Linked DNA regions of Homo sapiens: region 1 is linked to region 2. Evidence: read pairs that join two places in POLR2A ChIA-PET (ENCODE). Cell type or tissue: PC-3. All regions are shown on one strand. Links, peaks and the distances in the headings refer to the core of each region. The heading gives the core; the rest is flanking DNA. Region 1 overlaps ZEB2 (zinc finger E-box binding homeobox 2). Region 2 overlaps LINC01412 (long intergenic non-protein coding RNA 1412).

Region 1 (12,059 bases), core at 2,380-10,379, 120 kb after region 2:
TACTTTTCTGAGGCTATTCAAGAATTGGGCAGTGAGGAGCCAGAGAGCTACCTTTGTATCAAAACCTTGGTGTTCCCCCTCACCGACTGAACCTTCATCTAACAATTAAACATTCTTTATTATGATGAAATCTGGGCTTGGAATCCCTGTTGGTTTGTGGGCTTCCTTGTCAGGGTGCTCATTTTCTCATTTCAGAGTGAAGTTGGATAAAAAGAAAACCTATTTCCTGTAGCTCATTTGATACCTGGTGGGGATGCTATTCAGGTGACAAGGATACAGGCACAGAGGGGGAACAGATGTGATTTACACACTCATTATCATTTGAATGAAAGTGCAGATAGGCCTGTTCAGGGGCCTGGGCATCACCTGGACAGCTTTCCTTCTGATCTTTATCCCATCTGAGAGGCCAGGTCCCCCTGACATCTTTAAATCCCCGACCCCCAGCTGGTGACACACAGAGTTTTATGACAGTCAGCAGTCCTCTGAAGCTCCAAGCACAGATGCCATTCAGAATTGTGCTTCACACTGTTTTTTTCATTGTGTTCAGGCTTAATCAGGAATATATCCAAAAAAAGCTTAACTTGAATAATTTCTTTTGGTACTTCTCCAGAAACCTGTTTGCCACTCGAAGTTTGTGTATAGTATTCTAAAGGGCCTCAGATTTTGTGTTCTTAAAGTTATGTGCATACGTAGCTGCTTCAGCTTTCGAAAAAGGACAACAAAATGGAAAGGACCATAAGTTATAGATGTCATCAAAGTCTTATGTTTCTACGACTATCAGATCAGATGAGCTTAGTATTGTGGTAGATGCAGTCAGAATGTTAGAGTGCAAAGACAATAGAAAGTTTGGATGAAGCTACCAAAAAGAAAAGTTTCTGTTTGGCCTCTTTTGCTCTTCATAAAGGATTTTCAGCGTCTTTGTTTTGCTACCTGGAATGGCTGCTGTCACCATGATCTCTCAAGCATTTTGTTACTTATTTGTGGGATGTGTGAATAACATGGAAAAATTGCTATGTCATCTGAAGACCTCAAATGATGAGTCCTGAACAGTACAAACTGTTTTTTTTTTTTTAAATACATTTTCAAGAAAGCTTGCTTTCGTTCAGGACAAGAATGCACAACAACCTTGAATAACTTTGTTTTTAACCTTCCCTTATCTCAGGCAGCCTGACAGTTTTGGTGGGGAGCGAAAAGTGAAAGGAATCTGTGAGAACAAATACTGTGGTGTTTCATGATTTTAATTAGGTATTGTATTAAAGAGAAAAATATAATGAACACAAGCACATACACATTTTATTTCCCATCTAACATTAACAGTTAAAGAAAACAATCACTATCAAATTACTTTGTTACAGTCCATAATTACAACTCAGGTTACGCTTAACTGTTATTAACAGAATGTACAGTAATATGTTCTGGCATCGTAATATGTTATTGTAGCATTATAATTAATCTTACAGGAAGTATAATAAATTTACAGTATCAGATTGAAGCAATACTGCATATAGATTTATTAATGCTTTTAATCAGTTCTGGCAAAATTAATTTTGCACTGATTGCTTACATTGGAATTTGCATATACTTAGTGAAAGTAATTTATTTTTTATGGATTCCTTTTTATTAAAATAGGGCATATGGCCCTTTAGCTAAAAAACTTTGTGGATTCTTTAGCTAAAAACATTTCTAAACATTTTGAAATGCCATATATCTTCCCTTTAAGATAATTCTTTCTCTTAAGATTTATTTTTAAATTATATTCTTTAAAATACTTTTTTAACTCTTATTTCAATGATCTATTTTTTGAAACTGTAATATTTATTTCCCTATTGTCATTAGCCTACTTTTCCCCAAGGATCTAAGTTTGAATAAAAACACAGGCCTTGAAAAATATCTACATTGATAAGGGACTGCATTAACATTTCAGAAAGTGTCATGTGAAAATTAAATATCATTGAAAAATAATGAAATTTTACTCTTTGAAAAGTCCAGTAAAAATGGGACAGCACATGAGAATTTTGCCATTATTTCTAAGTGCAACTATGTTACAATACTCCAAAATGCTTTCTGTGCCACGCAATGTATGTGCAGAAAAAAGGCGAGTGCAGATTTTTTAAAAAAACTTAAACTGATATCAGTGTTGTAAGTTCAAAAATAGTATTGAGAAAAATATACCTAAAGTGTCTTTCTATTAAAATATACATGCTTTGTAAGGAAAGGTAAATTATTCACCAAAAAAAATCAAGATGTCTTCATAAAATATATGTTTACTATATCTTAACTTGTCAGGCAATTTGAAATTTTGAATAAACTCATCACTTAAATCTTTATTTTACCTCTTTCAAAAATAGTAAATTAGGTGTTCCTGTAGGTATTGATTAATTTATTTTGCAAAAAATATTTGAAGAATAAGGGAAGAGTGATTTCTTATTCTTATAAGTCTTAACAATAAATATGTTCCTTGGCTTGAAAATTGAGTGAGCCTAACAGTACATAGCTTTCTTTTCCTATGTTAGTGAGTTACATTATGTAAAGCATATTCATGAACTTATATAGATTCTGGGTAGTTCTGATGATATGAAACTAAATTTTTTAAATAATTTAACTGAATATTTTGATATTGCTTGTATCAGGAATTTCTTCACTAAAAGAGCATATATGCAACAGTGTGACCTCTTTGGGCTCAATACAAAAGTGATTTGTACAGTGATTCTGTGATTTTCCACCATAATAAATTGAGAAAGGCAGGTCTTGGTAAAACTTTATAGTCATGTATGAATACCCATATTCAGGTCTTCACCTCCAAGAGACATTCATTTTAATTTATGTCGTTGTTTATCATCAAGGAAGATTTTGAACTTTTGAGAATTGGCCTTTATCTGTCCTAAACCTCTAACATTCCACTGTATCTTAATGAAACGGAGGTTCTGTTCTTTCTGCCCAGGGCTTCTGATAAGTGTTTGCAGACTATGTAAACTTCTGAATAATAACTTTCAGTAAGGCAGGAGTCTTAAACCTCTTAGTATCATTTTGTGCAGTATTATTCTGCTCTGTAAGATAATGTGTTATCAATACTTCATAAGATAACTTTGGCCAGAGAATGAATAAAATTTATAGTCACTTTCAAACTGCTCCCTTTTTTTAGGGTGTGGGTCATAGATCATGCAGCTGTCTGCCAACAGATAATCTTGATGAGTAAAAAGAAGCTAACAGAGAAAAAGGTGGCTTAGTCTAAAACACTTAGGAAGGACTTAAAAAATTATTTCCCAAAGAATTAGGGAGTAAAAAAATTGTAAGTACATTTGTTTACAGTAAAAGAGTGGTCTCTTTGTTTGAGGAATTTTCCTTGCCACCTCAGAAAGTGAAAATTTACTCCTTTTTTTTTTTTTTTTTTAGAAAATTAATGCTGGTGTGATTGTTTAACTTGTGTAACCTGTTCCTTGAGGTAAAATGAGGAAGAAGCATATGATTTGGCCTCTCTTTTCAGTGAAGGAAGGAAGTCCATGGAAATTACTGAACCAAACTAGAGATCTAAAGCAAAAGCCCTTTTGTGACACAGATGAACTCAATAGTGCACTGTGACTATCTGACTTTTGCCACGTCCAGGCTTAGGCCGCCAAGCGGCCAGGGTCAGCAAATTCCACTACCTGAAAATGACAGAAGGCGGCAGGGAAGGGGAATTGAGGCATGGGGAGAAGCAGTTGAAGCATACTAGGGAGGCATGAGGTTCTCTCTCTCTCTCTCTCTCTCTCTCTCTCTCTCTCTCTCTCTCGTGCAGCTAAAGGAAGAGAAGGAAGGAAAAGAGGGTGATCATTGAACGACTTTAGGGGCAAGTCTGGAGTTAGGCGCTGTGGTGTCCAAGCAGAGCCGTGTCTGGTGGCGGCAAACTAGATTGCTCCAAGCATGGAGCGCCCTGCTTGAGGACACTTGTTGTTGGACTGTTTGTTTACATGCAGTTTGGGTGGCAAAAAAAGGGGAAAGTCTGGGTGACATCAGCTGCAAGAAGACTTAACCATATGCCATGTCATCCAACCCCCAATTATTTGAACATTCTGAAGGTTAAGACATCAATCCATCCATTTTTCTTTCTCTTACTCTGAATCGTGACATTATTTTCTCTAGTTCATTGACCTTGTTGGCAATTTACACCACCAATATAAGCCTCAGGATCCTTTTGTAAAATGAGACTTGACACTAAATTAGTCAACTAAAAATTTAAAGGGTAAAGGGTCCCCCCAGCCACCCACTCCTGCCCCTCCCTGTACTAAAGTAGAAAATTTGGACAAGGCACACCATGCGTGTGACTCAATTGTTCTGGCCAAAAAATGGGATGAATAATTTTATTTCATAGATGCTTGGTGATTACTGGACTTTACAAAAGTTAACCACTAGTTAAAAAAAAAAAAAAAAAAAAAAAAAAATATATATATATATATATATATATATATATACTGCTTTTGGGTACTGAGGTTGAACAATTGGTCGGGGATAATTCCATAAAATGGATTTAAGTATTTAACAAATAATGTAAATGTATAGAGCAGGCCTAAAATTTCTCCACTGCCTTTGAGTATACCTTTAGAAGTTTACAAATACATGAGGATAAAGCAGTTTCAATAAAATGATCAATTGTACAAAGTATAGAAATATACCAAGCGTCTCTTAAGTAAATGATTACAACATTTAGAAGTATTCATGAGTTTGACATATGCAAAGCAGCCTATCTCTCATGAGTCTGAGTTCCAGCCTCCCTGAACCTTTGTGCATTTCATAGGCTGGTGAACAGCCCAAACATGTAAATAAATAGCCATTCAAAGTGCAAGCATTTTTAAAAGTTTAAAACTCCACACAAGTTCTTTTACAAAAGAGTCCACCCTTTTATGTACCTTTAAAAACATTTAGCCACTTTATTCTTTTGTGTCTTTGAAGAGAAAAAAAATTAATAAAGTTGTAGGATCCTTTTGAATTTAGAAAATGTTGGCAATGTTGGAAAGAAAGACATTCAGCATTTCAAAGTTCTGGTGGGGAAGGAAAAAAAAGATTCTGAATAAAACAATTTTATGTGATTTTGCAGGTGGTTTGAGCTATCATTTTATATGTACGTTTGTACCACTGCTCATTGGAATGTTCATATAATACTGACCTAATTATGCATAGAAAAAGATAAGCCATTTACTTGATTCATTTCTTCTTTTTAAATCAAGAAAGGAACAAAAAGGCTCCTATTTTCTGAAAGAAATTGTTCGCTTTTATTGCAGAAAAGTAGCAGCTTGTGCAGAGCTAGAACTGTAACAATTTTATATTCCAAAGGTTTTGTGTGTATTCGGTTAGTTACAGTAATTATACCCAATAACTGACAGCCAAAATCACGTAGGAGAAAGCAAAGGCTGTTTTCTCACACAGGCCCTGCTGCAGAACATCTGCTGAGAGATTTGCATATTAATTAACCCATATTAACTCTAATTATTCTGGGAAATTATCAAATAAATTGAATTTTCTAATTTTAACCTTTCTTTTACTTGACGCGTGTCGAGGCTGAGAGGACGCACCAGGCCGTCTCACCTGGGCAATGAGCAAAAGATCTTTTCTACCCCTTTTGCTCCTTTAGACCTGGGGCAGCCTGGGGAGCTTTTGTGTGCCTTGTGCTTTTTTGGCTTCTGTGCCTGGTAGGGTCTCCATGCATTTGTTGAGAGAGGGAACATGTGTGCTTGTGAGCACAGATGGTGGATTTATACAGGGGTGAGGAAAGGTGGTACCTCAGAACAGTTGAGCAAACCTTAAGTTTTTTTTTTTTTTTTTTTTTCTTCCTCCCAGCCTGTTGTTTAGGCCTGAGCAAATAAATGGGAGTTTAATTCAATTAGAGCCTGGCTGTAGTCAGTGCCTCATGACAGAAATTATTCAATATTTTTCCCCTCACATTGTTTGGTTTACACATCACTGACTCCCTTCCTTTTGTACTCTGTTTAGAGTGGCCATAATGTGTTGAGCTTTTGTGTCTGCCATGTCACTGTCCCTTTCACCGTTGTCTGGTTTTGTCAATTGTGAGGTGCAATGATGCTGTTTTGAAAACAGGGTCCTAGTCAGGGTGTTGCTATGTGAGTAGGGTGGCTGCAGTTTTAAACATACTACACAGTAAATAATGTCATTAGCCCAATAGACCTGAATCTACTGCTAAGCCTTAAGAGAAATCCTTTGGGTAGGGAAGTGAACTTTACATGCCTTTCTCAGGTATTAGATGTAGCTTAAAACTGAGATTTCAAAGATAAATCTGGTCAGGGCAGTATGAAGAATTGGACTCCATTGCATGATCCCCTTTCAGGCATTTCTTTGGGGTAAGAGGCAAGATTGACTGAGATTAGAATTTTTTGCATGTGATCAAGTTTGTAACGACCCATACTTTAAGCCACAGCGATCAGGAGAAAGCTACTGATGAAACCTCTACCACAAGCAGATCTCCAGCCCCCCTACTTCGAGCCACATCTCTTCTAAAGACCTATGACTCTATTTCCCCCTCAATGATTTCACTTCTCCCCATCCACTAAGATCTATTAAGATGAGCCACACCTCTTGCTACCTTGAAGGTAATTGTTTTCCTCTGGAAGAGCTGTTCTTTCCCATTATTTCAGCTGATGGAGTAGAAGCATTACGGTACCTCCATGTAACATTCCTTAGACTCAAGAATTATTATTGACTTCAGTAAACTGCAGAAAACCAAGAAAGTCACCAAATAGGTCTGTTGGATGGACAAATATTTGAAAGCAATTATTTTTATGGATAGGCTAGAACTCCAGTCTCCTTTTTCATGGAAGCATGGAATGCCTTTTGCAAGAAAAATATTTCTTTAAGAGACAAGCTGTTGCTACTTCAGATGAAGGTATGGGTTCATGCTAAGGTTTTTGAGGGGAGGTGGTTTAATTTCGTGGGACTACAATAGCTAAAAGTGTATTTCAGTTATATCTGTATCTTAGAAAAATGTACAGTTACAGACAAGGTTTAGGGTGGGGCAACTAAAACAATCAGAGAAAATTTTTATAGTTTTTCTATTTCGTGTTTATTTTTTACAGCACATTCCAACGTACTCTGGCAGTTACTGACTTTACACCTTTTATGGGCTTTGAAAGTTGTGTAACCTTTTCAGAGGAAGGTGATAGACACAATATCTATTTACACAAGGACACATTTCCCCTTTCTTTATATTCCGTTTATTCAAGGTTTTATTTCCAAGGTCTTATTACTATAAAACTTAAAGCTAGACAAGGTCTGCCCTCATGTCAGATAAAAAAAAATACCAAAACAATTTTGATGGCTCAGAAGCTTATTTTTTCATACTTCCAGGTCCTAAATAAATTACAGTTATTTTCACATTCCTCTTGAATATCCTTCAGGCATGATAGTGAGCATATTTTTTCTGTAAAGCCCCTTAATACTTTCCTTCTGATGGTTTGTATAGAGCAAGTTGTTGAATGATCGTGGATTCCAATAATTAGAGAGAGTCTTCTAAAATCTTTTTTTCCTTTTGACATATTGTTGGAAGACATATAGTCACTTGATGTATTTATGAAAGTCTGTGGAATTATTGGCAGTAGATGTACAATATATATGAAATTATTTGTGTATAGCAGTTGTTTTGGGGGTCTTCCCTCAGCATGCCATCATGCTAGGCTTGCTGATGAAGGTGCTGTTAGACTTTTTAGCCATCAAAGGGCATTATTGACTTGTGTTCTGGAATATAGCTAAGTATTATGTCCTTGGATTGTAAGCATATTATAGATGTTGACAGAAAGTGAAGCTGAAAAAATTTCTAAAGGATAGAAATAACTACAAAAACTCACTAAATGAAAGGAGCGGTCAGGGGCCTGTATGTTTGAAACATCAATACAATGACTAGTTTCCTTTGGTAGGAGTTAAGTAAGGTAATCAAAACCATTATGAGTCCTAGATATACAGGAAAACCCGAATATGTTTACTTTTGTAAAAAAATAAACAGATGTCAAGTCTTTGGGAAATCATAAATTTCACTGAGAACACTGTGACCTAGAAATACCGTGTCTTCTTGAAAGAAAGTGAATTTACTGTTACAAATTCTTCGACCAATATCTGTTTTTAGGATAGCTTGACAAAGGGAGGGTCCTTGCTTTTATTCTTATTTGCCATTATGTTTATATTTTTGATATTAAGGAAGAGGTTTGGAGGGGAAAATTACATATCTAAGATGTTATTACCTGCATGTTGGAGCCTATCCAGAACCTCAACAAATGTATGGAAATTTGAACCTTTTTGAAAATCACCAGCATACTGAAATTTGAAAACCTCTCCCAGGTACCAGGGAACCTGCTAATATTTCCAGAGGGAATGAGTGGCTGCCATCTTCCCAAGATGCTCCTGTAACCAGGAAGTTGGAGGAGCCTCAGAACTGGCCTCTCTCCACTGCAACCATGGCATTGCAGAAATTCTGCTCTCATTTTATTTAATATGCGTATTTTTTTACATAGCTAATCTGAAATGGAAACATTTTTATCCCTATACTGAGAACTGCTTTTGTTTTATCAGCTGACATTTTACAACTCATTAATTTATAATGCAGGTTTAATGCCTTCGAATGTTCCTGGGATAAAAAATTAAAGTGGCCAAGCTAGTTTGTATAAAGGCTGACTATAGTATGTTAACAATAATTATTTATAACAATATTTTGTATTGGATAGCACATTCCATCTGAATATTTCAAATTGGCATGGTCCCTTCTAACTGGCATTAATTCATTCATCTTGCATCCCCAAGTAATAAAGTTATTCCCATTTTTAAATGGAGAAATCAAGATTCATGCATTTCAGTGACAGATGTTCAAATTCAGAAGAAAATCTCTGTTTGAGTTTGTCTTTGCCTTGTAATACGTATTTGTCACTAGGCCTCCATTATTAAATAAGAAATTGAACCTTGCATTTAGTCCTATGATCTTTACCCACCCAAGCACGGAGGTAACAAGGTAACTGTGATTTAAAAAAAAAAAAAAAGTCAATGATAAATCCCCCCGGATGGGCAAGAGTCACTGGACAAAAATTATTGAAAAATAGCTGCATCCTCTCCTCAGTAGCACATACTTGGAAATTGAAATTTTGTGGGGAAGACAAGGAGGAATAAAGGCTAAGGTTCAGGAGAAAAGTCTTAGAAGGTCTTCCCGACACTTGCCACATGTAAAGACGTTGTAAGAAAGCAGGCCCACAAGGCCTTTAATCCACTGGCTCAAACATAAATGATCTCTAAGCATGTAAGCATAAGAGATTTAGGAAACCAAATGATTCATAAAATTCCAAAACACTTCTTTTTTTTTTTTTTTTTTAAAGACAGGGTCTCATTCTGTTGCCCAGGCTGGAGTGCAGTGGTGTGATCATAGCTCACTACAGCCTCGACCTCCCAAACTCAAACAATCCTCCTACCTCAACCTCCTGAGTGACTGGGACTATTGGCATGCAACACCATACCTGACTGATTTTTTATTTCTTGTAGAGATGGGGTCTTGCCCAGGCTGATCACAAACTCCTGACCTCAAGAAATTCTCCCTGCTTGGCCTCCCAAAGTGTTGGGATTACAGGTGTGAGCCACCATACCTGGCCAAAAGGACTTATTTTAAATTTGAAGTCATATTACCAGCAGAGACATTTTTAAAATGAAGTTACATGTCTGTGTCACGTCTAAGCTGAAGGATTAGGCATGGTCTCTCTCATCATGGCCTTCCTACTTGAGGAAGCATTTGCAAATAAATTTCTAAGTGAAGGGCCAACACAAAAATTGTGACTGGCACAAGTTCAAATCTTCCTTTTTCCTCGTAGCCACCACACATTGCAGCACCAGAGAAAAGACAACAGACACTGAAACAATGGTATTTCAGTGATTATACCAGTTACATCACCTTGCATTTCCATGTTACTGTTTTATACATCACACAGTGCCATTGCACATACAACTTTGTAGGCTCCTATGACAACCTCATAAACAGGGAACCATTATCATGATTTTTACTCATTTCTACCAAGCTTCCTTGGATGATAGGCCAAGGCCACACAGCTGGTTACACGTTGGTTCTGGGACAAGGCAAGTCTTCAAGCTCATAATTCTGTGAACTGCCTCTTTATCTCTATTGTTTCCAAACTATTGCAGGAAACATGGGTGTATTGTTAGATTCTGGTAATTGATCAAATTGGTAGGCTTCTATAACTCAAATTAAGGGGATCCATGAAAGTAACAATCATCAAAACAATTTAAAATTAAGCAACAATCTCCATTTTTGTGGCATGAAAATCCCAAAAAGTCCCAGGGATTTCCATCCCTTACTCTGGTCATGTGGGGTTTAAACTTAGATTGCATTCTGCACTGGGAATTTGTATTATCATGTATGTTTTTGTTTGGCTGTTGTACACCTAAAGACATGCTTTCTGGTACCGGCTTTGCTACCAACTAGCTGTACGGCCTTTGACAAGCCATTTGACCTCACTGTGCCTGTATTACCTCCTTTGTCAAAGAGTTGACTTCAAGTGTCCTTCTGGAACTACAATTTTGTGATTATATTTCTCCAAATAAATTGTAAGCTTCCTGAGGTGAGAATGGCACTTCCTTCTATCTTCTGGATTTGCCACATTGTGGGTATTTAATAAATGTTTGATGATGGCATTGAACGATTTATTGGCACGCTTGAGTAGAGTTATAGGAAATCATTATTGGCTGCCTTATTAACAATTAGCTGTCTATAAGCTGCATATGTAATTTTCCTTTACATCAATAGAGTTTCTGCTTCTGGTGAAGACGAAGTATTGCCCCTTCACATCAGTTCTTCTGTATGTTAATACATTAGCAACTGATATCTTATTTGTACTGTAACTGACAGAATAATGTAGAGAAAGCATATAAGTAGGAAAAGGGGTTAGTAAGGTAACATTGTATAGGGCATCTTCAAAACAACAGTTCTGCTATTTCAAATGTCAAGCTAATTATCAGCAATGTTTAAATGCTATGATAGGCCATTTTTGCAAATGCTGAAATTTTCCAGCAGGTATGGACGTTATAAAAATGTCAAATTTTGCTACTATTCTATTACATGTCACCAGAACACAAAAATCTGAAAATAAAAGTTATATGTATAGGCAAGGAAGAGAAACCATTATTTGTTTTGCATATGACTGTAAAATTAATTGGCATAGTGATATAATTTAGAGTATTGTTTACTTGGAAGGAAGAGTAGAGAGGATTTAATATAATGTAATCTGGTGAAGTGAAAATAATGCTTATTATAGATAAACTATAAAGCCTTTTAAATATAGGCTTTTAGTAATGCATATGCAGATATATCTTTCCAGGCCCATTTGCTATAAAGCAAATTTAAGTATCAGCTTTATGCCCTTTGGTAACCCCATATTATACATACAGTTTTAGAGAAAATGAAACTTTAATATGATTCCACATAAAATGGTGAGCCATGCCAGTAATTCTTATGCCCTTCATATGCAAATAGTTTTATCTTATCCATCAATTATCATGTAAACATAGTATCACATGGCAAATTTCCCTGTAATACAGTACAGTACCTGTATATAATTATAGGTGCATTTTGCCAATGCAACTGTTACACAGAATTGTAATTAATTCCTCTGAAGACTACTGTGAGAGTTTTGGATACTGATGCTGTTTTTGGACATTTATTACTGCTCTTTAGTTGGCTTTTTGCTATGCCTCAGAGACAGATGTAAAATTAGTGTCTATTTTGAGCCAGCAAACAGTACATCTTTCCTCTTGTTTATTGAATTGCAGAAAGGAATTCTTTGGGCTCCCACTTCTTTGTGGTTTTGAAGTAACTGTCTGTTTTTGTGCCAGCCATGTAGCTCCAATACATGTCTAAAATTTTGCTGAGACTCATGCAAAGGGTGGCTTATTTGACCTGTAAGGACTGAATAGAACTTTGCTACGTTATATGGGAACTTCCAGGCTTTTAAATGCTGAATAAAAAGATATATATCATAAGTTCAAAAACAGACACTGGCCTAATATATTCTGCCCAATGAACCTCATTTAAA
Region 2 (12,059 bases), core at 1,551-9,550:
GGAGGTAGAAGAGAGCTGGAGAAGTAATTAAGGATTAAGGAGATCCTGCTTTTTTTTTAAATTTTATTATTATTATTTTTGACGGAGTCTCGCTCTGTCGCCCAGGCTGGAGTGCAGTGGTGCAATCTTGGCTCACTGCAACCTCCACCTCCCTGGTTCAAGCAATTCTCCTGCCTCAGCTTCCTGAGTAGCTGGGACTACAGGTGGCCACCACCATGTCCGGCTGTTTTTGTGTTTTTAGTAGAGATGAGTTTTCACCGTGTTAGCCAGGATGGTCTCGATCTCCTGACCTCGTGATCCGTCAACCATGGCCTCCCAAAGTGCTGGGATTAGAAGCATGAGCCACCACGCCCAGCTGATCCTGCCGTTTTTTCATAAAAGGCCATAGGAAAGTTTTTCTGGAAATTGGGAGAGCAGCCCTTCTTTAGAGATTAACTAAAGACCGTGACCTTGCTCTTCATTTCAATAGTCCATGCCTTCCAGTTGCTTCGTCTATCAAGAAGGAAACTAATACCTAAAACAAACACTTCATAGTGTTTTATGACAGCAAAAATAAGAGTAAGATGTGAAAGCTACAAACATTCTAGAAGTATTATCTCCAAAAAGTGTGCACATTGATAAAATGGACCTTAAAGTTATTACACATAATAATTGTACCTGAGTGTCTGTCACAGTTAGAAACATGTTAAAAATACAAGATAATGAAATAAAAATGAGCAATTTATTCTATCTAAATACTAGACAACTATATTAATTAATAACATTTAATGTCTTGCATGGAAGGACTCACCAAATTACAAATATAGTCCTTCTAGAATACTAAAACCATAACTAAGTGTAGGCTAAAATAGAACCACCAGTGAACCCTTACCTGTTGATGTACAAACAATGTGTTTATGTATAAGGAATAAAATACAATTTAAAATAGTCATTTCACATCATCAAGCGAAGTTCAGAGCATGCTAAGAAATAACTGTTCCAGAAAGGGTTGTGCCTTCTTCACCTGCAATTTCTTTAACTGAAACTGGAACTATCATCTCCCTTCCCCAACTCACTGGTTCTTGTTACACCAAAGAAACGTAGCCAACTGAAAACAATGAGCAGTTGTCGTGACTGTAGAGATTAAACCAATTTTAAGCATTTTTACATAAAGCACGTATCACAAGATGCACTGCACAGCATTATTTGCCTGAGGTCGGATTCTTACCTTTTCCTTTTCTAGATTGGTTAACAAGCACTACATATTTAAGAATGGAATTCTTCATCTTCAAAGTTATCTGATTGCACGTCATAAACAATTTGATTGAAAGTAAAGGGGAGCCAGTTGTGGTGCTTATGCCTGTAATCCCAGGGCTTTGGGAGGCCAAGGCAGGAGGATCACTTGGGGCCAGGAGTGTGAGACTAGCCCAGGCACCATAGCAAGACCCCATCTCCACAAAAAATAATCCTACTACTAGGTATCTACCCAGAGGAAAAGAAGTCATTACACAAAAAAAATACTCGCACACTCATGTTTCTAGCAGCATCATTTGCAATTGCAAAAATATGGAACCAGCCCAAATGTGCATCAATCAATGAGAGGATACAGAAAATGTTTTTTATACACACACACACACACACACACACACACACACACACACACACCATGGAATACTACTTAGTCATAAAAAAGAATGAAATAATGGCATTTGCAGAAACCTGGATGGAATTGGAAACTATTATTCTAAGTGAAGTAACTCAGGAATGGAAAACCAAATATCGTATGTTCTCATTCATATGTGGGAGCTAAGCTATAAGGATGCAAAGGCATAAGAATGACATATTGGACTTTGAGGACTATGGGGAAAGGGTGAGGGGGTGGCAAGAGATAAAAGACTACACATTGGGTACAGTGTACATTGCTTAGGTGATAGGTGCACCAAAATCTCAGAAATCACCACTAAAGAACTTATTCATGTAACTAAACACCACCTGTTCCTCAAAAATCTATTGAAATAAAAAAGTAAAATAAAACAAAAATTAAAATATTACCAGGCATAGAGGTATACAACTATAGTCCCAGCTACTTGGGACGCTGAGGTGAAAGGATTCCTTGAGTCCAGGAGTTCAAGGGTGCAGTGAGCTATGATCACGCCACTGCACTACAGCCTGGGTGACAGAGCAAGACTGTCTCAAAAAAAGAAAAAGAAACAAAGAAAGTAAAGGGCTCATTGGATACCTCACTTGCTAAAGTAGTGTGGTACCTGTGTAATGCTCTTTTAGCACCCTTTAAAATATGCCTAATCTCTTACCTCTTCCCACTTAGTTTCCTGGATTCAAGGCTATTTCAATGCTCTCCAGGCATCATTATTCCTGGAGACCAATTATATCAAACATTAAAATACACCCATATCACATATTAAACACAATCATTTTGCTGAAAAACTTTGGAAAGAATTTTTGTTTTTAAAACCATTTTTTGTTTCTGAAATACTTAGGCCTCAAGTAATACACCAAATTTACAATGAGCTGTGATTTCTATGCAATCAACATGCACATTTGAACTGTTTTCAAATGTAATGACAATTTTTATGAGCAATCTTTTTGACAATGAATGAAGCTGACACAACATTGCATTTGTTTATATTTGTTAATCTGAGTTTTGTAGTTTTTGTCATTTGCAACCAATATAATTATAATCAGGTCTTAAATATTTTCCTAAGTCCATGAAACCTATAAACTCTGGAGTGCTTTTCTTCTTAATGATGACATGGCCCCACCCACATCAGCCCCACATATCATTTTCACCAGAGACCTGGTCCAAAAGTCTCTGGAGACTGAGCCACCAAAAACCCAACCCAGCGGTGGGCACTGTGAAATACTGCCTTGTCTTCTCTGGTTGAAATCTGGTGCTGGCTAGTCTTCTGTCAAGTGGGCCACATGCGGATGGAAGTGATACTTTCTCTAAGCCCTCCAAACTCCTCAATGCCTGGTAGCTACATTTGGCTGCTTGTTTGGAATTTTTTTTTTTACATCTTTTAAATAAAGTCCTTTCGAGGTCCAGTTGGACATTAGAGGAATAATATGTAACTGACCACATTCCCTTTCATTCACACATACACACACACACACACACACACACACAGACACACACACACACACACACAAAGCACTCAGAGGAAATAGTCTTCAGAATAGATACAATGCATAGCTCTTAACATCTCATATTCAGTCTTTAGAGGCTTCTCAAAGGCAACTACTGCAGCTAGTAGCCCTGGATCCCCACCAGTAGTGAATTATGCTGGGGCCAGAACTCTCCTAGTCCACCACTTCCAATGCTATAGACTCCCATCCTTTCTACTGTACCACTTTAATGGTGAAATGTCTGGAAAATTTGGAAAATTGTGGGAGTAATTACGGCATATGCATATAATTTAAAATTCCATGGAGATTTTTCAATATTTACAATTCTAATTTCCTTGTGGATGACACTGAATTTCTAAAGCAATGGCACCATTAATCCTTAAAATCTATACCTTACATTGGGATCTCATGCTTTGCCTCTATAAGCATCTCCCTAATCCAGTCTCTCACTTTATGCATTTAATATTGGTTGAGCACCTGTCTGTGCCAGGGACCATTGTTGAATCCTGGTGAGTACAGTAGACCCAGTCCCTGGGAACAAAAAGGGCAACTATTGTGACCCATTGTAGTGTTTTATTTATGTGCTTCTGCAAGACTAATTTAAGCCTATTTTACTACAACCCAATCCCATTGCTTTTTGTTCTGCCCTCAGAGTAGGTAAATAGCAGCCAGTCACTATTCTCTCCCAGATAGCTTTCCTGATACTTGAAATGCTCAAGTTCTTTTCTCTTGTTCAAAATAAACATATTTTTTCTGCAAAGAAAAGAATATTACATTTGATGTGTGCAACAAGCCAGTATAACTCCTTTGCCGTGTCATCACATTGTCATTGATATGAAAATATGGAATATAAATTTTCAGTCACATTGAAAGGATAAAGCAAAAGATAGTCCCATGTGATCAGCCAGTTTCTTAAGCATTAATCTATACACTAAACCTGATATTCTAAGAAAATGTTCTATAATGGAAGAAAAATTTTGCATCACTGCGCTAGCTGAGGGAAAAATAACTAATAGTCTTTATCCCTTATGACTCATATCAGAGTGCCCTGCCCCCAAAGAAATCAAGACACACTGTCACTGAACCACATTATTATCCCTTAAGAAGACTATAAAATGTGTACATCATTCATTCGTTGACATTGAACTTGTGCCAAAACTATTAAGAGCTCATATTAATAGATATCCCAAACGTGTAGGAATGAATACAGAATAAAACACAAAATGAAATTGGTATTCACTACTAATTTGTCTTTTATAAATGATTAAGTAAAGCATTTGAAGGAAATAAAAGGGCAATAAATAGCCTTTTATCACAAACTGGGGGATTTCTCTTACTCCAGGCTTGCATACAACCAGTTTAGAAATATGCATAATTGCCTATGGTCAACATCATATCACTGCCAGATCACACATTAAACAGATAACCACTATTATTATAAAAGCAACTTCCTTGACCTCATATTTTGGTCTGGCTAGGAATTCCTGTATTTTCCCAGATCGGCTGTTGCATAGTGCCAATCTTGTGCTGTGCATGTCAATTTGTACCAGTGGAAGTGACCGATGCCTCACAGAACTTACTCTAAAACATGCTTATATGCATATGAATAGCATAAGTTCAAGAAATATGATCATAGTTGTTCTTGCAGTGCTTTTTAAAATCTGAAGTCTATGTGTTGGTTTGTGTTTTTTTTTTATTATAGCTAAGGTACAGTGTGTGTTATTTGGCAGCTGAATTTGACATGAAAACATAAAAGGTTTGGGCAACCACATATTTGGAAATAGAAATCTTTCCTGAAAACATGGCTTTGGTTTTTAAACACAGCTAAATTTCTGGAAACTTCAATTTGTTAAAGACAGCCAAGACTTCAATCATATTTAACATATTCCTGGGGTTTACATATAGTGTTTCAAAGTAATAAACAACATCTTGTTTGGAGTAGCACGAAGAAAATGAGGCAAGCACTTCTTTAGAGTAAAAGCTCTACTTTTAAAAATAGTTTGGAGACTCATTCTTATGTTGGTAAAATCACAAAACACTATTCAGCAAACAAAACATGATGAGCTCAATTCAAGTTGGTAAACATTTTTAGCTGGCTTCATTTGTAGTAAGAATTTTAATGTAACCATGACTTCAGGAATGCATCCCTTATAATGGAAACTTAAGGGGTAAAACTTTTTTGTAATTGTTAATAAGAACAATGGTGTTACATTTGCACTTGAAAATCAGAGGAGATGTGATGACAACAGTAAATTGATTGTTAGAACAATTTTTAAAATCACATTACAGTGCACTAAAATGCATCTGTATTTAGTCACTAACACTCTCACTGCAATGACCAAAAAGCCTCAGGCCTGTTTCACCAGCAGAAAATAGTCTCTTTCCAAAGGTAGGGTCTATACATACTGTACCTCCAGCACATGAAACTTGCATGCAAGCTGTAAATCCTTCACATGCTTTTGCCTCATTGGTCCAAATATGAGTGATGTCTAAAAACCCTTAAGTCACTTAGTAAGAATAACAAACACTTTCCAAGAAGCAAAACATGATGAGTCAAAATAAAACCATCCAAGGAAAGAAAGACATGGGGAGCTTTCTCTATGCTTTGTATAAGACGTCAGGTCAAATTTCACTTAATCATGCTCCTCAAACAGGGACTCAGAACAGAACATTCTTCATAAGAACACTCATGGACGCACATTCACATAACGTATGGCAAATCATCTACTTATTAAACATACAAACATCTTGCTCCTGTGATTAATATTCCTTTATTTTGACTTTATGTTATTCCTAATTTTCAGGCAATACATATTTTGATAGGTAAAACATAATAATTCATCAAAAAATTGAAAAGTTGGTGACATGTTATTCTCCTTTCTCACCACCTGTATTCAAAACTACTATTGAAGTGGACCTCAGAATAGAAAGACCTTGGGTCCAAGTTTGCCTGGGACAGTCTTGATTTGAGTCTCTTTACCTGAAGCAATTAATAATGCCTCTGTTCCAGCTCAAAAGTCTTCCAATTTGGATGATAAACTATATGGCTACTTTTCTTTCTTTCTTCCTTCCTTCCTTTACTTTCCTTCCTTCCTTCCTTTCTTTTCCCTTTCTTTCTTTCTCTCTCTCTTTCTTCCTTTCTTTCTTTTTTCTTTTTTCTTTTTTTCCTTCTTTCTTTTCTTTCTTTTTTTTTTTTCAGAGTTATACTCTGTCACCCATGCTAGAATGTGTGCACTGGCACAATCATAGCTCACTGAAGGCTCAAATACCTGGTCTAGCAATTGTCCTACCTCAGCCTCCCAAGTAGCTGGGACCACAGGCACATGACACCATGTCAGGCTAATTTTTTATAGAGACAAGATCTCCCAGCGTTGCCCAGGCTGGTCTCAAACTGCTGGGCTCAAGTGATCCTCCTGCCTCGCCACCCTTCCTTTAAGGTAATGGATGACACTTACTTGATACAAATTCCAGAGCACCAAGCATATTTGCCTTGAGTATTTCCCTGAACTACACAAGAGAGTCTGAACTCTCCCAGCTATAGTACAAGTTCCTTAGTACTGATTACATTTTTATTTAACTGTATGTCCCATGAACTAGCACAGTGTTCAGCATATAGCAAATGCTAAGTAAATGTTATTCTGGTATATCAACTCTCCAGCCCTATATCAGAATTTAGTTTACAGGGATCTTGATTGCCTTTCCCTTCTACAAGATAGCACACTGATCCACTATATTGATGGTATTACACTGACTGGACCTAGTGAGGGAAAAGTAACGACTACTTACTGGTAAGACATTCGCATCTCAGAAGGTGGGAAATAAATCCAATTAAAAATCAGGGACATTCTCCCTTAATGAAATATCTAGGCATCCAGTGGTAGGGAGCATGCCAAGATATCCCTTCTAAGGTAAAGAATAAGTTGTTGCATCTGGCCCCTACTACAACCGAGAAAAAGGCACAACATTTATTGGGCCTATTTGGATTTTGGAGGCAATAGATTTCTCATTTGGGTATGTTATTACTCTAGCCCATTTACTGAGTAACCCGAAAAGCTGGTAGTGTTGAGTGAGACCCAGAATAAGAGAAGGCTCTGCAAGAGATTTAGGCTGCCATTCAAGCTCCTCTGACACTTGGACTATGTGATCTGGAAGATCTAATGGTACTTAAAATGTCAGTGGCAGATAGAGATGCTGTTTGAGCCTTTGGCAAACCCCCATAGGGGAATCAAGGATCAAGCTTTTAGGATTTTGGAGCAAGGCCCTGCCATCATCTGCAGATAACTACTCTCCTTTGAGAGAGAGAGCCCTTGGCCTTAAAGGAAACTGAATGCTAGACCTTGGGCCATCAAGTTACCAGAAGACCTGAGCTACCCATCACGAACTGGGTTTCAGCTGAGCCATCAAGCCATAAAGTTGGGAATGCACCACAACACTCCATCATCACATAGAAGTGGCACACAACATCATGAGGCCTGAGCAGGCCCTGGAAGCATAAGTAAGTAACATGAAATGGCCCGAATGTCCATGGCCCCCACTGCTGCTATTCTACCTTCTCTCTTCCAGCATGCACCTGTGACCTCACAGGGAATTCTCTACAAACCAGTTTACCAGAAAATAGAAGACTCAGGGCTGGTTTACAGGTGGTTCTGTATGAGATTCAGGCACCACACAAAAGTGGACAACTACAGCACCACAAGCCCTCTCTAAAACATCCCTGAAAAACAGTGGTGAAGGGAAATTCTCCCAGTGGGCAAAACTTTAGACAATGCACCTGGTTGTGCATTTTGCTTAGAAGGAGATACAGCCAGACCACAATGATATACCAATTTACGGGCCATAGACAATGATTTTGCTGGATGGTCAGGGATGTGGAAGAAACATGACTGGAAAATTGGTGTCAAGGAAATTTGAGTAAGAGGATAGGCCTTTCTGAATGGGAAAAACCGTAAAGTTATGTGTGTCCCATGTGAATGCTTACCAAAGGGTGACCTCAGCAGAGAAGGATTTTAATAATTAAGTGGTTAGGGTGACTTGTCCTGTGGACTGCTCTTCCCTCCTAAAGCTTGCTCCCCCACTTTGTTCAAGCCTCTACACACTTCTCAGTGAGGATTTTCCTGGCCATCCGATCTAAAGTTCCAGACCCTTCCACCTCACTATCCTCTTTCTACACTTTAGGCATCTCCATCACACTTATCATTCCTAATATATTCTATATTTAGCTTATTCATTTTTCATGTCTTATTCAAATGTAAGCTTTTTGGGAGGAGGGATTTTTGTCTGTTTTTGTCTTCTACTGAATTACTAATGTCCGGAGTGGGGTCTGGCACAAACAAGGCTCCACAAATAATTATGCATTTACTGAATTCTCATTAATAGTAGTAGTAATCGTATTACTATCGCTATCTATAGTCTATGTAGTCTAAAGATCAGAGCTAAGCACATTGCATCATTTTATCATTGAATCTTTTTGTTTGTTTGTTTTTGAGACGGAGTCTCACTCTGTCGCCCAGGATGGAGTGCAGTTGTGCAATCTTGGCTCATTGCAACCTCCGCCTCTCAGGTTCTGGGACTACAGGTGTGCACTACCACATCAGGCTAATTTTTGTATTATTATTATTATTATTATTATTATTTTAGTAGAGACGGGGTTTCACCATTTTGGACAGGCTGATCTCGAACTCCTGGCCTCAAGTGATCCACCCAACTCGGCCTCCCAAAGTGCTGGGATAACAGGTGTAAGCCACCGCGCCCCGGCCTTATCATTGAACCTTGACAGTAGCACAAGGCCATGAGTGATAATATGCCCATAACACAGATGGAACAACTGAGACCAAAAAAAAAAAAATCCTCAGAATTTGGCAAAGAAAGATCATACTCCTAGTAAGTGGAGGGTTTGGGAGAGAAATTACCCCTAAACCTGTGCTCCATCCAGTGGTACATTCTGCCTCTCACACTGATGTTAATGCCCTATTGAAAATTTGCATACTATTTACTCTGAGGACCCCAAACAGCAGTAATTATTGTCATCCAATCACTCATGAATGTGTTTGTCTTCGTCTCATACCTGTCTTTTAAGCACTAATCAGGCACTGGGATAGTTACAAAAACAAGGTCCCTCATAGCTTACAGTCCAGCAGAGATCAAAACAAAGGTCCTGCCATGTAAACAGAAATGTAATAGATTTATAGGCTTCGGTTGGAGCCCGAAGGAGAGAAGGCAGTGGCCCCAGTGAAGACAAGAATGAAGGTAAACTCTGCCTTCCATGGAATTTTGTCTAAGATCAACTCTGGTCGATTCAAAGGAGCTGAAAAAGTGTTCCTATAACTTCTTTAATGATGATGCCCTTTCCTATAGCCCTTTCATTCTCATCTCCCCAACTTTTTCATTATGAATATGCCCCTACTTTTTAATAGAAGACGGAAGCCTAGAAAAGCCTATGCTAAATGTCTGTTTTTAACAGGAGTTTCTGATCTAAAAGAAGAAATTATCTGTAAGAATCTCCAACCATCCACATAGGAAAAAAAAAGTATGAAATATTAAATATTTTATTTCACTAAATCCCCCTTCCTGCAGTCTAACAATAGGCAAATATCAGGTGAAAAGTGGAGAGTCAGTATTTTCAAACTATTTGCCTGACCATTTCACAGCTTGCAGACTCTGGTTCTCAAAATCCTTATTTTTTAAAAAAGGGAAAAAAGTAAAAAACCATGAAGATACGTCACAGTATTTTCCAGAAAAATAAATTTTTCTATGTTCGCTATGCAAGCAGAAAGTGATAAGGTGTAGTAATTTTGGTAATAAACCTCAAGATAAGACTTTAAAAATTAAAAAGAAAATGTATATGGAGTCACATCTAGATATGCCTAGGAGAACTTTTAAAGTATGACCTTGGAGGGTCAGGAAAGTTTTTGGCTTCTTATTTTATATAATTTTATAACTATTATTATGTGGGGGGGTTGGTATTTTTCAAATAAAAAAGAAACCAGACAAGGCTAATATTGAATGCTTTTATATATGCATATTGCAGTACACAAAAAGGAAGTCCATTGTCAATGAATATGTTGATTTACATAACAGACACCTTTATTCAGGGTTAGCAGGAAGTGCTATGGCACAGTGGTTAGAAGTGGGGGTTTCTAAGTCAGACAGACTTAGAAATGATCAAAATAGACAGAGACTAGACTTGAATGTAAGCCTCATTCTTATTGGTCATGAAATGGAAAAAAATATAGTTTACCTTTTTGAAACCTATTTTCCCATCTGTAAAATGGAGATAATAATACTAATCTTTTTGTTTTGTCATTAAGATTTTAGAAGTTGGCCAAGTGCAGTGGCTCACACCTGTAGTCTCAGCAATTTGAGATGCTGAGGCAGGGGGATTGCTTGAGCCCAGGAGTTCAGACCAGGCTGGGCAACTTAGTGAGATCCCTATCTCTACAAAATTTTTTAAAATTAGTCAGGCTAGGTGACAGAGTGAGACCCTGGCTCAAAAAAAAAAAAAAAAAAAGATTTTAGAAGTTAATATGCTTGGTATGTACTATGCCTGGAATTAAAAACAATTATTGCTATGGGAGATTATAGTTTACAAAAGTGACCAGTGAGTCTATAATAGCATTAAATTCCCCAAATGTAGACATAAAAGTTCAGAAAAAGAAACTGATAATAGACTGTTAGAAAAGCCTGAATCTGATAATAAGGTGGCTCAATTACTCAGATATTGGTTAGGATAATAATGATACTAAATGTACATCCTGTTTCTAAAGATGTGTGCTTGCTCTTCTAGCTTCCTAAATAGTCAACAGTCTCAAGAGACTGGTTCTTGAGACTTAACCATGTATGATTAAAAATAATAGACGATATTGAAACCATCTGGTTCAGCAAATGCTCTCAGGACTGAAAAGCCAAGGTACTAATGTTGCTTTTTAAGATAATACAAAGTGCCAAAAGGAATGCTGATTAAATTTCTAAAAGGTAAACTGCTTAACACAGAAAAATGAGGAGTTATTTCTTAAAGAGTTAGAGGAGATTCCATTGAAATTTATCACAGTTAAGAACCAAATCAAGACAAGAAAAAAAGTGATACAAATAAAAGTGCTTAAGCAGAGATTTTTAAAGCAAGATGTTTAAACAATTAGTGGAAATCTGTATATGTTTATGTAATAAAATCACATACAATAAACAGAAATAACAAGGTTAGGCTAAAAGGAAAATGACAGACAATGAACTTGAAATCTACAAAATATTTCAAATAATCCTAAACGTCTTTTTACAAATGTTAAACACAGCCTCCTGATGAAAGAATAATTTTTTTTAAAGTCAGATTGGGTAGGGCTCAGGGATTTAACAATGGAGAGGCATAGATTGTCTTGCTGTCTCAGCAAATATTGTCATGAAGCAATCTTGCTTTCCAACTTTGTAAAAAGAGCATTTGAGCAGTGTACACATACCAGAAGAAATTGTTGTCGGTCGAGGAGTAAAGCTGGCACACTGGGCTTTTATTCCTTTCCTACCACTACAGGGGACTAATCACGTCGAGGACACATCTGCAAAGCTGGTCCAAGGTATTGACGGAGAAATTGCCATCTTTGTGATGAAATGCAGAGGACCCTTGCCTCCTCCAAGAAATCTGCCTCAGTCAACCAACCATAGAAAGACTCTTTGTCTTAGAGATAAATGAAACTACGGCCTTATTTCCAGAGAACAACTTATGCTACCTGAGAGGAGACAGAGCACTCTGGATGTGCGGATTCTCCTGACCCCGATTTTCTCCACTTGCCCGTTAGCACAGATTAGTTTACTGTTCACTTTGCCCCCTAGACACTAGGCATAGACAACATGAGCAAGTGAACTGTAACAGAAACAAGGCTTTGATGAGAATGGGAAGTGGGCTAGGGGTAGGGCAGAGTAGAGGAATAGCACAGGGCATCGGGCCAGAA

Evidence for each region. Peaks named below come from ENCODE experiments on the same cell type or tissue, not always from the same donor. Only the 100,000 strongest peaks of a DNase experiment are listed, where the experiment ranks them.
Region 1: POLR2A ChIA-PET joins it to region 2 with 13 read pairs; 2 of 35 experiments call an interaction of 5 or more read pairs at or near these places.

The regions. Positions count from the first base shown.
Region 1 is chr2:144,432,875-144,444,933 of GRCh38, reverse strand. The region is part of intron 2 of ZEB2 (zinc finger E-box binding homeobox 2); the gene reads left to right. Among named protein-coding and RNA genes, the nearest start is that of ZEB2-AS1, 81 kb to the left of the region's middle. In PC-3, for the core only: no CTCF peak of the experiment used is centred there; no DNase peak of the experiment used is centred there; H3K27ac peaks cover 393 bases.
Region 2 is chr2:144,547,159-144,559,217 of GRCh38, reverse strand. All of the region lies in intron 1 of LINC01412 (long intergenic non-protein coding RNA 1412), which reads right to left. Among named protein-coding and RNA genes, the nearest start is that of LINC02993, 29 kb to the right of the region's middle. In PC-3, for the core only: no CTCF peak of the experiment used is centred there; DNase peaks (open chromatin) are centred at 4,217 and 5,697; H3K27ac peaks cover 1,434 bases.